Regions from separate parts of the Homo sapiens genome. Here region 1 is linked to region 2. A link is a contact called in ENCODE Hi-C or POLR2A ChIA-PET data. All regions are on one chromosome and are shown on one strand. The core of a region is the stretch at or near the end of the contact, and the rest is flanking DNA. Distances in the headings are between cores, read along the strand shown. Region 1 holds the start of BMI1 (BMI1 proto-oncogene, polycomb ring finger). Region 2 overlaps MLLT10 (MLLT10 histone lysine methyltransferase DOT1L cofactor).

Region 1 (4,385 bases), core at 431-2,930, 600 kb after region 2:
GGGGAAGTATACATAACATTCTAAAACTGTTTATATTGCCCATTTAAGACTGGGAAAATTCAAAACTACATTTATTAGTGGATATGACAACGAATTTATTTCATAGTTTTTAAAAAATGAAGCTCATTACTGGAAATTTAAGTGAAATTGAATTTTTCAAAGGCATCTTCTGCAGAGTCGTTTTAATGTAACTATGAATCAAACTTTCAACTTTCAGAAAATGTGTATACAGCATAACCTTTGTTAGATAACTTGAGAAAATTCAGATGTATCTGGGCGGTTAAGGATCCGGTTAGAAATCATGTTTCAGTGTGAGGGCAAATAACCGATTTGAACATGAGGTATTTCCGAGGAAACGCTTTTTTTGCCCGATAGTAGTTTGTCAAAAGTTAAAATCTTGTTGAATTTTAAACTTGTTTGGAAGGTGTGTCCTGATTTTTTTTCTTGCATCTTTCTTGAGCTTGGATACTTCTTTCCATGTTTTATCCTAAAAACGTGGTATTGTATACACGTCTTTTAGGACTTGGTGGGGAAACTTAAAGATGCTTCGAAAAGCCTGGAAAGAGCAACTCAGTTGTAACTTGGGGAAGTTAACGATCCGCCCGAGTGCAGAGGAAAACCAGAAACGCCTTGCCTTCAGCTGAACCACCGTTTGTGCGAGCTGGATGTCCTTTTCAGTAGAAAAGAATTTTCCTTTTGAATTTATACCATTCATCAATTTTGACACTTTAAAAACGTGTGAAAGGGTTAAGAGGGAAAGATACTGCCCAAGTATTTGAATCGTTTAGTAGTAACTGTCCATTTATCCTATTTTGATCTTTTTCAAGTCTTCTGAAAGGAAGTAGACAGTATTACACCCTGAATAAATAAGGTGTTGTTTTCCACAAAGAGTGATGATATTTTGTTTGGATCTGAGTTCGTGTGTTATTACTTTGTGTGAAGCTAGATAGGAGTAGTGTGAACTTTTAACGATAGCCTTTTCTCAGGATTAAAGTTAAACACGGAGGAAACGATGCGATCTCCTGGGTTTGTCGCAGACCCCTGCTTCGGGGCTCCGGGGGCGGGCGCGGGCGGCTGCCCGGCCCGTTACCTGCGCCCGAGGGCTCGCCCACAGCCCGACCCTCGGCCGCCCGGTCCCGGCCCGGCGCGGAGCCCCTGCCCGGAGCCAGCCGTCGCCCGCGCGCGCCCCGCCTCGGCCGCCCGCGGGCGGGGAAGAGGCCGGCGCGGCCGCGGGCTGGCGGGCAGGGGCGGGCGCTGTTGTTTCCGCGAGCCCAACTTGGGCGCAGGTTCCGCGCCGCGGCGCCGGAGCCTGGGCCGCAGCCCGCGGGGCCGGCCGGGGGGCGGCGGCCGCGGGACGTATGCGCCCCGGGAGGAGGCGGGCGGCCGGGAGAAAGAAAGAACGGGGGGCGGGGTGGGCTGCGCGGCGTGCGGGGCCGGAGCGGCGGCCGCGCGGAGCAGGGCGGCGCGTGTGGCGCTGTGGAGAAATGTCTCCGCCGCCGCGGCGCGGAGCGAGGGAGGGGGCCGGGCGCGCGGCGCGGAGGGGAGGGGGCGGCCACGGGCCTGACTACACCGACACTAATTCCCAGGCCGCCCTTAAGGAATGAGGGGAGCACGTGACCCGCTGGGGGGGCGGCGGGGGGAGGGGGCGGGCGGACTCCGAGCCATTTTGGAGCCGGTGTCAGTTTCCACTCTGCCTTCAGCGGTGCATTTTTTTCCACCCTCCCCTCCCCCTCCTCCCCTCCCCCCGCTCGCACGCACACACACGGCGCCCCCCGCCCGCCCGCCTCCCCCACAGCAACTATGAAATAATCGTAGTATGAGAGGCAGAGATCGGGGCGAGACAATGGGGATGTGGGCGCGGGAGCCCCGTTCCGGCTTAGCAGCACCTCCCAGCCCCGCAGAATAAAACCGATCGCGCCCCCTCCGCGCGCGCCCTCCCCCGAGTGCGGAGCGGGAGGAGGCGGCGGCGGCCGAGGAGGAGGAGGAGGAGGCCCCGGAGGAGGAGGCGTTGGAGGTCGAGGCGGAGGCGGAGGAGGAGGAGGCCGAGGCGCCGGAGGAGGCCGAGGCGCCGGAGCAGGAGGAGGCCGGCCGGAGGCGGCATGAGACGAGCGTGGCGGCCGCGGCTGCTCGGGGCCGCGCTGGTTGCCCATTGACAGCGGCGTCTGCAGCTCGCTTCAAGATGGCCGCTTGGCTCGCATTCATTTTCTGCTGAACGACTTTTAACTTTCATTGTCTTTTCCGCCCGCTTCGATCGCCTCGCGCCGGCTGCTCTTTCCGGGTACGTAGGAGGCGAGGCGCCCCCGGGACGGGGCTGGGGGCCGGCGGGGGCCGCGCGGGGCTCGGGGCGGCCGCGGGTGGAAGGGGAGCCCCCCCCGCGCCCCGGCCGCGCCGCCGGGAGGGCGCTGACAGCGTGGGCGCCCGGCCCCGCGCCCCGCGCCGCCCGCCCCGCGCCTGCCGGCCCCGCGCGCCGCCCTCCCCGCGCCCGCGAGCGCGCGCCCGCCGCCGCCCGCCGACTCCCGCGGCGCCGGGACCGACCCGCAGCCCGCGCCGCGCCGCCGCCGCCAGCAGGGCTCGGCGCCGCTCCAGCCGCCGCCGCCCGCTCAGCCCCGGCGCGCCGCGCGCGGCCCCACGTTTTAGTTCCCCGCTCCCCCGGGCGCCCCTCCGCACCCTCGCGACGCACATGGCCCCCGAGAGGAGTACTGGTATTTCCAGCCTCGGCGGCTCTCCCGGCCGCAGCGCCCTTTGTTGAGAGGTAGATTTGGATGAAACGGGGACGGGTTCCTGAAATCGGGAGCTGCTTGGGTCAAGTGGCTTCCCTCCTCTCCCGAAGAAAGGGCTCTGGAGGGGCTCCAGCAGCCAGAGAACGCCCCCATTTTATAGGGACGGGTTGCGTGGGGGGCGGCCATCCCGCCAAGGTGGGTGTTAGGCTGGAGAGAGCCCCGACGAAAATGTTATTAACTTAAGTTGGGGGGACACTTGTCTGAGATTGGATGGCTGGTAAGATGGCGGTTCCCAGTTGTTTCCAAGGTCTCCTGCATTTGTGTTTAAAATGCTGAAGTTTTCAAGGTGGTGTGTGTTGGGAGTCTTGGATAAGTGCTCTGAACATCGCTTGGGAGGTGCTCCCTGGGAAGTGGGCATTTCAAATTTGGAGCTTTTTGTGGAGTGAAGATGGTGACTGGACGTTAGCTTTGCTGGAGGCTTGCTTTCTCACTACTTCTTTTTCTCCTTTTTCTTTTTTCCCCTTTTGGAGACTGCAACTTTTCTCTCGACTTCTACTAAAGGATGCACTCAGCATCATGACTCCAGTCCACTATCTTTTACAGGTTTTGCTAAATGTCAGCATAGGTCATTTGGCAAAGGGATGCTTTAGAAAAGAGCACTAAAAAGTTGATTGCATATGTTTACGCAGTCACTTGGGCTTGACAGTGATATGGCATGATCTTTTTCCCAGAGATTTACAGTTAATAATTGGAAGTAAACAAGTAGAGAGACTTTGATCATTACCACTTGCAATAAAAGGATTTAGTGGGCTTAGTGGTCACGGTTCAATATATGAAAGAGAAGCATGTATTAACCCCTTCCCTTAATGTGGGCAAAATTCCGAGCATATTTATCCAAATGCAAGTGTAGGTTGGTGGTGTGTACAACGTTATGAGTAGTTCAACCTATATTTTATAGGAACCTTAACTCCCATGTTCTGGAAACACATTATAAGCTACACTAAACAGTTGATATTTAAGGATGCAAATTATTGACAGTATATAACAAGTTATGAGACTCTATATGTTAACATTTGAGTTTTAAGTAGACCGATCAGAAATCCCTGGGATTGATTTTATAAACAAAATTATAAGTTTTTAGATTTGAGTTAATTCCATACATCTACCCCAAAGTGTAGTCAGAAGTGTTTGAAATAACCTACTTGTGTGAGTCTTATGCCTAGTAAAATATCTTTAAAGCCATATACAAGTCACTTTGTATGCATGTATACACATAAAGCTTTTGTAAGAAAATTAAGCATTTAATTGTACATGATAAATCCATTAATACTCTATCACTAACTTCTTGGATGTATGTTAAGTGTGCAGATAGGCTTTCTCCCCAGGAGTCAAATTAACCCCAACTTTACCCATGCTTATGTTGGGCTGTGAACCCCAACTGGGGCTATGGAGTTCATTTGCATTTCTTAGATTGCAGTAGGCAAGCTGATGGTTAACATAAGAACTTGCTTCTGTTTTCCTTCATTTTGACATTCCTGGTGTTAGGCCTCCACCTAAAAACTGACAGCCCCAACTGAGTGTGTTACAATGGCAAGTTTTAACGGTTGAGTATTTTTACCATGATATGTTTGGTGCATTTTTGTTTGCTTAACTGGCAGTTTCTGG
Region 2 (4,393 bases), core at 277-2,776:
ATGCCACCCCTCTGAAATTTGAAGCTAATAAGGATAAATATTAATATAAAGCCCTTGGCAGAAGGAACCCTTCCTAAAAAAGAGTATATTTCTAGTTCTAGTGAGAGTTGGATCTTTGGATTCTTATCTAAGGCAAGTGATGAGACTGATAATTGAAAGCAAAAAGGTATTCCAAGTGATATATTGATATGTCACATAGATGACTGCATGAACGAGAGTCAAAAGGCTGGGAGTGTTTCCTTGCTTTGGAAGTGCTAAGGCATCTAGAAGTACACTTTATAAAGTTAATAATAAACTAAAATGAGAATGCTATCCTCAGTGTCTTCTTGGAGGACCACCGTATCCGCATTCTGTACTGTGTTTTCTCTGTTGGTCCTATTTTTCTCTGCCCTGTCCTGTGGTCAGCTGTTACTTCTTGGTGTCAACAGACTGTCTCGAGATAAGACTGTTTCTTCCTCCTTCTAATTAATTTTCCATTTCTAATCTATTAAATGTGTAGTGGATCTTTTTTAGAATTGTATCTACAGTAAGAGTAAATTGGCTCTACAAAAGCTATTTTTAAGTATTAGGATCTGAGACGTCAACAGATGGGACTGGTAATATCTGTTTTTTCTGTTGAATTGTTTGTATTTTTCTTATTCTATATTGTTTTATTAATAGCTAAGATTCCCAAAGAATTGACTTCTGGAGAGAGAAAAAAATCTTAACTGTATCTCTGTTTATGAATTGTGTGTTTTATGTGCCCTCTACTACTAAATACATGGTAAGTGAACAGCACGATCTTCATGTTGAAGTTATAACTTACCTTTTCCCGAGGGACAGTTGATTGTTAAACAGGACTGAAGAGTACCAACTTACTGACTTTGTCTGCATATTTTTAATAAGAGGAAAAACAAAACCCAGAAATTGACAGATTTAATTTACACATTAAAGTGTGAACTATAAAATACACGCTTTGAGATAATAGAAAGCAAGGATGGTACATCCCAGAAACTGTTTCCGTGAACCATAAACGCACATTTTCATGCTTTGTAAGTGGGCTGAAGGCCAAGATGCAATGTCATGATGTGAGTCTGTCCAGAAATACAGCTTCTTCTCTGTGTTATTTTGCTTACAACTACTGTGTTGTCTTAGTCTCTTGTGTGCAGTTATACATATCCAAATGTCCCCCATCTTTTGTTCTTGTTATTCAGCTTCTTTACGATAGAAGTGCTTTAGTTCTTTGCCGATATTTTCAAGAGTTTTGTTCTGAAATAACTGCAATGATTTTAGTTTATAAAAGCTTCAGTTTGATTTCATTCATGAAAAAGAAGAACAATTCTACTTTAACATTTGTGGTTCTGTTAAATCTGAGAATTATTTCAGGCCACTGAGAGTCTTCTGTGAGTAACAGCATTTTGTATACAAGAGATTTGCCTCCAAAATGTCAAATTTTAAGGTCATAATATTCTTGGAAAGTGGGAGAGAGCATGCACATCAAAGAAAGCATTTTTATTACAGTGGATTACGCAATACTTTGGCCAGCCTCCTTAGCTTCATCTGTTTAAGGGTTCATTTTCGCTTGTTTGGCACAGGTCCCAGTGAGGCCTTCAGAATTGTGGTTAGCAACATGAATGAATTACAAACTTTGGACGAGCTCTTCAGTTAGTAGAGCTGGCTTGCTGCCAAAAAGACAGTGCCTTATATGGGGTCAGGGCAAAGCTGTGATTCGTTGAGTCCTGCATTGTATAGAAAACATACTTGGGATGCCTGTTTGCTTTCTTTTAAAATAAAAACAAAACAAAACAGAAAAAGCAGCAGGCTTCCAAGTCTATCAAAATAGGAAGTAACAAAATAGTGTGCAGGTTTTACTAATGACAGAGTTAAGCAATGGAAATACAGCTCCCTGTAGCTAAAATACTAGAAGTAAAAGTTGGACTTTTGACCTCCTTAGCCAGCTTGTGATATGAGAGATTGAAGCATTTGGTTAGATACCTGTTGTCTTCCTGCTTTTATGTTTCAGATGGCTTAATAAGATTAATTAGTCTCATGTCCACATGGTTGCTGTGCCACTGGGGTTTGGTATCAGCTAGATATGTTGAAAATTAAAAGCAGGAATAGTTACCTTCCAACGTGCCAGTTCTTCTTTTTTAAAAATTTGTAGTTATGGCCAGGCGCGGTGGCTCACGCCTATAATCCCAGCTCTTTGGGAGGCCGAGGCGGGTGGATCACCTGAGGTCAGGAGTTTGAGACTAACCTGGCCAACATGGTGAAACTCCGTCTGTACTAAAAATACAAAAAATTTAGCTGGGCGTGGTGGCGGGCGCCTCCTGTAATCCCAGCCACTGGGAAGTCTGAGGCAGAATTGCTTGAACCCTAGAGGCGGAGGTTGCAGTGAGCCGAGAACGCGCCATTGCACTCCAGCCTGGGTAAGAGTGAAACTCTTTCTCAAAAAAAAAAAAAAAAAAATTGTAGTTACGTAACTTTTTTTTTTTTTTTTGAGACGGAGTCTCGCTCTGTCGCCCAGGCTGGAGTGCAGTGGCGTGATCTCCTCTCACTGCAAGCTCCACCTCCTGGGTTCACGCCATTCTCCTGCCTCAGCCTCCCGAGTAGCTGGGACTACAGGCGCCCGCCACCATGCACGGCTAATTTTTTGTATTTTTAGTAGAGACGGGGGTTTCACCATGTTACCCAGGATGGTCTCGATCTCCTGATCTCGTGATCTGCCCACGTCAGCCTCCCAAAGTGCTGGGATTACAGGCGTGAGCCACCGCGCCCGGCCTAGTTATGTAACTTTTAAAAAATTGACATGTTGAATGGTAAAACAAGTAAGAACGAAATTTGCTTTTCAGAAGGTCACAAATTTTGCTTATATTCTTAGGTTGGAGAATATAATTACTAGATCTATTAGAAGGGAAAACTTTTAATATATTTTCACATATAATTCATTTATCATTGTAATTTTTTCCATTTAGGCAAATACTCTATCTGGATCTTCTCTCAGTCAGGCACCATCTCATATGTATGGCAATAGATCAAATTCATCAATGGCAGCTCTTATAGCTCAGTCTGAAAACAATCAAACAGGTAAGTTTTCAAGAATTACTAACTCTAAAACCCTACTCTCACCTACTTTAATTTTTTTCCCCTTTTGGTTCATTTTATTTGAAAACATGCAGGGATGTGGTTAGTAGAGGATTTGTACTTTAAAAAAATATTCACAGTTGGAAAATGTTAAATATTTCAGGTGCTGGTTATGTTAACTAGCTTGATTTTATTATTCCACATTACATTCATATATCATAACATCAATTTGTACTCCAAATTTATATAATTACAAACTGTCAATTTACAATAAAAAAGAATCACAGTTGGAAGTAAATAGTATGCTGTGCTGCAAAATAGCAATGTCCTTTTTTTTTTTTTTTTTTTTTTTTTATTGTCTGAAATGGAAATGTTTCAACAGAGCCATCAGCAAGCAGGAATGCAGCAGTGTCTCCTGTGACTTTTGTGATTGATGTGTTCAGTTCTCAGTTCTATGCAATGAAAGTAACATAACACTGGGCTTTTCTGTGAATAGCCTAAACCTTTATTTGCATAATTCATGAAATTGTATTACACAAACTTGGTTAAAAAAATCCTGTTAGAGAATTTCTGCAGTGTTTAGTAATCCTGTGAATGTTCACCAGTTGACGTTTTGTCGCATTTGTCTCTTGTACTGTCTTAATGAGCCACTGGATTTGCTTTGTTTCATTGCATCCTTAAGGATTGGTTGACATGTCCAAGTAGTCATGCCTGTTTGGGGGAAGGGAATGGATTTAGCAGTTCACCAAGAATGGATCAGTCTGTCTTTACCGTTTAAGGGTCAGAGGTTACCTGACTCAGAATAAGGGGAGGACAACCTTGAAAGAGGCCAGATAAGGTGATTTTTATAAGGAACTAACTGCAGGGGAAATACAAGTTACTTTCCAAGCAGAGATATATGATATTACCTAAGGAATATTTTGAAAAGTTAATTTTTTTCTTTAAAATTCAGGATTCTGTATTCCTACTTGTTTTTGTCAATTTGGAAATTTAGTGTTTTATGTAATTTTATTCTTGGTGTAAGGCTCTAGTGTCTAACACCATAATTTTAGTCTTGGTGTGCAGCTCTATGTAAATGTGTTTTATGGCTTGTCTTGGGATGCAAAGTGTTAAAAAATACAAAGCATACGGATTTGCTGTGATAAGCATACAGATTAGCTGTCCACAGCTGTGATTCATTACTTTAACCGTAGAAATTAAAAGTGGCTGAGGGGAGGGTACAGCAAATGCAAACCACGCTTCTGTGCTGTAAAATTGAAAGGAATGAAAGAACAGAACATAATCCATGGCCTTCTACACCCACAAAAACGTGTAGGGACAACGCCTTACA

Evidence for each region. A loop is a pair of places that touch in the nucleus more often than their neighbours do. ChIA-PET counts read pairs that join two places held with the same protein, here RNA polymerase II (POLR2A). Pooled maps may share reads with other maps.
Region 1: a pooled map shows a loop between it and region 2 (3-fold over the local background). The contact joins the promoter of BMI1 here to the enhancer-like site in region 2. A Hi-C loop is called at or near these places in 1 of 168 maps with a recorded cell type or tissue (gastrocnemius medialis), 3 of 37 single-sample maps with no recorded cell type and 12 of 50 pooled maps. POLR2A ChIA-PET finds 5 or more read pairs at or near these places in 1 of 52 experiments (activated B cell).

Annotation. Positions count from the first base shown.
Region 1 is chr10:22,319,419-22,323,803 of GRCh38, forward strand. It overlaps BMI1 (BMI1 proto-oncogene, polycomb ring finger), which reads left to right and starts at 1,681. Exons shown (of 10, transcript NM_005180.9): 1 at 1,681-2,278. The region is part of intron 5 of COMMD3-BMI1 (COMMD3-BMI1 readthrough); the gene reads left to right. It overlaps COMMD3 (COMM domain containing 3), which reads left to right. Exons shown (of 8, transcript NM_012071.4): 8 at 521-888. The coding sequence ends at 580. RefSeq lists silencers at 1,166-1,425, 1,486-1,655, 1,846-2,045.
Region 2 is chr10:21,723,290-21,727,682 of GRCh38, forward strand. MLLT10 (MLLT10 histone lysine methyltransferase DOT1L cofactor) reads left to right here. Exons shown (of 23, transcript NM_001195626.3): 15 at 2,955-3,066. LOC107984214 (a long non-coding RNA gene) reads right to left here. Exons shown (of 2, transcript XR_001747388.2): 2 at 3,234-3,774. Among named protein-coding and RNA genes, the nearest start is that of MLLT10, 190 kb to the left of the region's middle. RefSeq lists an enhancer at 3,233-3,734. Within about 2 kb of position 1,527, at least 9 of the 41 ENCODE cell types and tissues checked have a DNase peak (open chromatin) inside an H3K27ac peak, as active enhancers do.